Linked DNA regions of Mus musculus: region 2 is linked to region 1. A link is a loop called in an ENCODE intact Hi-C map of the cell type or tissue named here. Cell type or tissue: heart. All regions are shown on one strand.

What was found. Hi-C counts contacts between places; a loop is a spot of excess contacts. Peaks named below come from ENCODE experiments on the same cell type or tissue, not always from the same donor. Only the 100,000 strongest peaks of a DNase experiment are listed, where the experiment ranks them.
Region 2: a loop joins it to region 1, with 5 times the contacts of the local background. A loop is called at or near these places in 9 of 42 quality-filtered maps.

The regions. Positions count from the first base shown.
Region 1 is chr1:92,955,566-92,958,065 of GRCm38, reverse strand. It overlaps a transcript of Gpr35 not described here. Among named protein-coding and RNA genes, the nearest start is that of 9430060I03Rik, 6.2 kb to the right of the region's middle. In heart, a CTCF peak has its summit at 1,243 (motif pointing left); a DNase peak (open chromatin) is centred at 1,245; H3K4me3 peaks cover 227 bases.
Region 2 is chr1:93,079,767-93,082,266 of GRCm38, reverse strand. The region is part of intron 2 of Kif1a (kinesin family member 1A); the gene reads left to right. Among named protein-coding and RNA genes, the nearest start is that of Kif1a, 21 kb to the left of the region's middle. In heart, a CTCF peak has its summit at 1,134; no DNase peak of the experiment used is centred here; H3K27ac peaks cover 500 bases.

The sequences.
Region 1 (2,500 bases):
GAGATAAACAGAAAACAAAGATGGTCGCTTCAAACCAAATAATATCAGCAATTACATAAACATAGCCTCATATAAACACTCTAATTAAAAAGCAAAGACAAGCAGAGGAGATAGTGCTCAGCAGGTAAGAACATTTGCCATGAAAGTTGTCAAGGCTCTAAAGATGGTCTGGGCTCTATCCTGTAGCTCACGGGAAAAGCCGAATGCACTGGCACACATCAGTAGTCCTAGCACTTCAATGAGAGACAGAAGGTGGAGACAAGAATACCCAGAAGACCATCGTGGGTCAGCAAGCCCAGAGCATGCAATGAAGGAACAAGAGGGATTTTCCTCAGAAAAGGGGGAGACACAGCACTGATTCCTGACGGTTGCCCTCTACCATGTGTGCGTGGCACATGCTCACCTACACAAACACAAATACCCCCTAGAAATAAAATAAAAGCAAAGATTATTACAGTAAATTTTAAATCCAGGATGTAACATTATGCTGGCCATGTGACACTCACTTTAAATACAAAGCAAAGTTAAGAGTAAAACAAAAACAATATAAAACAGTAGAGAAGTTGTAAAATTGGAGCATGAATTGTAAGAAAGCTCGCTTGGGTGTATTAATGTCAAATGGACTGGCACTAAATTCTAACATCTTTCACAGGAACTCAGAACAGGCAACCAAATATTAGTCAGGACATGTTACACTGGATCGTTCCTGAATGGAATTTATAGGACACCACACCTAGCAACAGTGGGACAAGGATTATCTTCTAATACTGTCTTAGTCAGGGTTTCTATTCCTGCACAAACATCATGACCAAGAAGCAAGTTGGGGAGGAAAGGGTTTGTTCAGTTTACAGTTCCACATTGTTGTTCATCACCAAAGCAGATCAGGAAGCAGGAACAGATGCAGAGGCCATGGAGGGATGTTACTTACTGGCTTGCTTCCTCTTATCCCGAGCTTATCTCTGTCCCGCAGGAAATAAACACAGGACACGCCAGGTTCTTCCGTGGTTAACTTTACTTCTATATCATATTGAGGTAGACAAAGAAGGTTCAGAAAGTGTGTGGCTTAAATACTTTTGGTGATGTGTCTAAACTAGGACTGGTAGCAACACCCGTGATCCTCATGCACCCTGGGGATAGGTTAAAGCCCCCAGGGGTTGGGCAAAAGCCCCGGGAGACGGACTGGTGACTTTGGCGGGCTGTGCTCTCGCAGCTGCGCACAAAGAGGTTTAGCACCATCTAGTGGCGGCACATAGATTGCAGCCCTTTACATCCCCTGACTTGCTCAGCTTGCTTTCTTATAGAACCCAAGACTACCAGCCCAGAGATAGCACCACCCACAATGGGCCCTCCCCACCTGATCACTAACTGAGAAAATGCCTTACAGCTGGATCTCATGGAGGCATTTCCTCAAGGGAGGTTCCTTTGTGATAACTGAAGCTCCTTTCTCTGTGACACACAAAACCAGCCAGTAAAAATGACCCCTTGTCAACTTGACACACAAACACATCACTATTAAGGCTCAACCCTTACATTCTTATTCATCCTCAATATCTAAACTTTAAAAGTCCCACAGTCTTTATATATTCAAAGTTCAATCCCTTAAAAATATCCAATATCTTTTAAACTCCAAAGTCTTTTTACAATTAAAAGTCTCTTAACTGTGGGCTCCACTAAAATAGTTTCTTCCTTCAAGAGGGAAAAATATCAGGGCACGGTCACAATCAAAAGCAAAATCAAACTCCAACCGTCCAGTGTCTGGGATCCACACATGACTTCTGGATTCCTCCAAGGGCTTGGATCACTTCTCGAGCTCTGCCCTTTGTAGCACACAGCTTGTCTTCTAGGCTCCAGATGCCTGTACTCCACTGCTGCTGCTGTTCTTGGTGGTCATCTCATGGTACTGGCATCTCCAAAACACTTCTGTCTTCCGCTCTAACTAGGCTTCCCCAATAGCCTCTCATAGGCTCTCTTCATGGTGCTAAGCCTCAACCCCTTTGCATGATCCCTTCAGTCCTGGGCCATCAATTGCAACTAAGACTGCACCTTCACCAATAACCTTCCGTGGCCTCTCACAGTGCTGAGCCTCGGCTGCTCTTCATGACCCCTTCATGCCTTCAAAACCAGTACCACCCGGGTGACTCTTACACATTACCAAGTCCTGTTGCAGCACAAGGCACAACATTGGCTATTTCTGGAACAAAGCCTCTTTGTGCTCTCAGAAAACACTTCCCAGAAGATTTCACCTCAGTGATGGTTGTCTCTTCTTAATCGCCGCTAATTTCTTAGCTCCAGCTAACCAGCATCAATAGTCACAGAAGTACAAAGGTTTTGCTTTAGTAGTTCTGGTATCTTGGTAACCACAGCTGATTCTTCAGCCCCAGCTAACCAGAACCACAGAATCTTCTCAATCAAAACAGCAATGGCCCTGATAAGAGTCTTTAATCTTCCCTCTGAAATTTCACAAGCCAGCCCTCCATCTTCTTCACTGTTCTCAACATTA
Region 2 (2,500 bases), 120 kb before region 1:
GGACCATGCCTACTAGCCAGACCCAAGAGCCAACCTAGTCTAGGTCCGAGAGTCCCGAGCCTTCCTCACCCACATGGTGTATGGGGGTCCCAGGGCTCACCATGACTCTACCACAGATGAGGGATTGTCAAAACAGAAATTTGTTCTCAGGTTCCGGAAGCCAGACATTCAAAATCCAGGCGTGGGCAGGGTGCTTCCCCTCCATTCAGGGGACCACGCCTGCTGCCTCTCCAAGCCCCTGGAGGTTGTCCCCTGCCTGGGCTTGTGGCCACATTGCTCTCACTTCTGCCTACATTGTCACATGTGGCCTCCCCGCTCTCTGTGTCCCTGTGTTCTGGTTGTTTGAGATGGATCCTCAGACTGTATCTTAAGCTGGATTAATGTCCACACTGTAGCCCAGGCTGTCCTTGAACTATTATGTCAGTTTCATATATTGTAATTCCAGGTTGGCCTGAGATGCAGACACATGCCACCATGCCTGGATGTATCGCTGTGTCCTCAGGTGGCCTCTTTACAAGGATATAAGGCACAAGTTAATTCAGTATGCCCCCACTTTAATCACGGTCTTTATAATCTCGTTTTCAAGCCTGCAGTCTCAGCTACTCAGGAGGCTGAGGCGGGAGTCTCATCTGATACTTGGTACTTGGGTACCATAGTGAGGGCTTGTCAAAGAAAAAAAGATGCGGTTTCCAGATAAGACCACACCCTAAGGTTTTAGAAATATGAATTGGGGGGTAGGATGGGGGTGGAAGCCAACACTATTTAACTTTGATTATAGCCTTTGGGTTCCAGCTCGCCACTTTGTTCTTTGTTATGGTTCTCATTTGGTCATGTCAGACTGTGACAAGTGGGAGGTGTGGTCTAATCTTGGGGATTATGAAGCAATAAACCAGGGGACAGCCCTTGCATAAAGCTGGGGACATAGACCTGCCCCCAAAAGTTCCATAAGCAGCAGGATTTGACTGAAGTCTCTGAAGCGCTTGTCTGCTTTCTTAATGAGATGTGACTGACAGACAGAGAGGTGGGCAGATCACAGTGGGAGGCTCCCTGGATTTTCCAAATCTGACAACCACACCCAGACTGAGGACAGAACTCAGCAGGACCATCTGCCTTGGCAGTCCCTCCATTCCTCCACTAGGGGAGCTGTTAGCCTTGCTTCTGACTCCCCAGGTTGGCTGCTCTCACTTTGGAGGTCCTCTGCAAATGGCCCAGTGTTTGAGTGGACTTTGCTGATGACAATCCACCTAAAAAAGCTTAAGTCTTAGGATAAGAACTGGTCATCACCTCTGTTCAGGGCTGTCTGGGCTTGGTGGTCATGTGAGCCTGGGACTCATGTGGGTTCTGCCCACTGCCTTCCACAAGCTTCTGCTGGTACAAATTGTACCCGATGGTTGGCACCAACAGTGACCTACGTGGTCCGCCCTCAGGGGGTCAGGTGATGACAGGACTCACGCGGTGCTCTATTGTTTCTTAGTTCACAGGCAGCTGCTGGAGTTGAGGGTCTCAGATGTATCTGTTTCTGCCTCTTTGGGTGACCACTGGGCCTATGGAGGGAGGAGGAGGACTTTGGGACCAGTATGAGTGCCCCAGGCACCTTTTGTTATTCTGTAATTGTCATCTGGGTGAATAGTGTTCTTTGCCTGAACCTTCCAGAACTAGCAGTCACGTCCTCAGTACATCTGTCTGTCTGTCGCTGACACAGCCAGCCTGGGCCAGTCAGTGGAGTTCATGGGCTTTATTTACGCTGTGTATCCTCACTATACAACGGGACAGGCTACACCTCTTGTGTTTATCTCTCCTTAAGCCATACTTTATACACAGAGGTCACGGAGATGATGTGGGCTCTGGGTCAGTCATGTCCCTCTGCAGGGACTCAAGGCAGGCTGATGATGGATCCCTGGGCCACTTTAAAGAGTCATCCCAGGATGTGCCCTGAACTGAATCCCAGAAGAGCCAAGGATAAAGAGCCAGGGAGGAAGGGACTCCACTGTACACTTGGCTTACTTGGGACTGACCTTAGTGGGTCATCTCTTTAGGCCTCAGTTTCCCGACCTATGCGAAGGAGTACTTGATGCTTGGTATTCCCTACGGTCCCAATCCAGGTCACTTCTGAACCCTCTAGCCACACAGAGAAACCTCTGGGGTCTGAAGGCAACTGGATCTGCTCAGCACACACAACCTTCTCTCTGCTGTGTCCCTGGCTGCAGGGGGACATTCTGATTCCGAGAAAAGTGCCCAATTAATTTCTTTCTCCCTGCCACTCTGCACACTGCCCCACCCCCACCTTTGTCTTTCCCACTGGGTGGCCACCCCTGTGCAGGCCCCACAGACCTTGTATTGTGCAGCTTCTCTTGAAAGAGCCTGGCTCCCAGGGGCCCAGCCCTGGTAAGGGGTTGAAGGGATGGAGTCTTTAATGAGCTGATCCAGGGGACTGGCTTCCAGGCCTGCATGGCCCCATTTCAACACCCTCCTGGTTCCACAGGACAGCCCATTGCTTTCT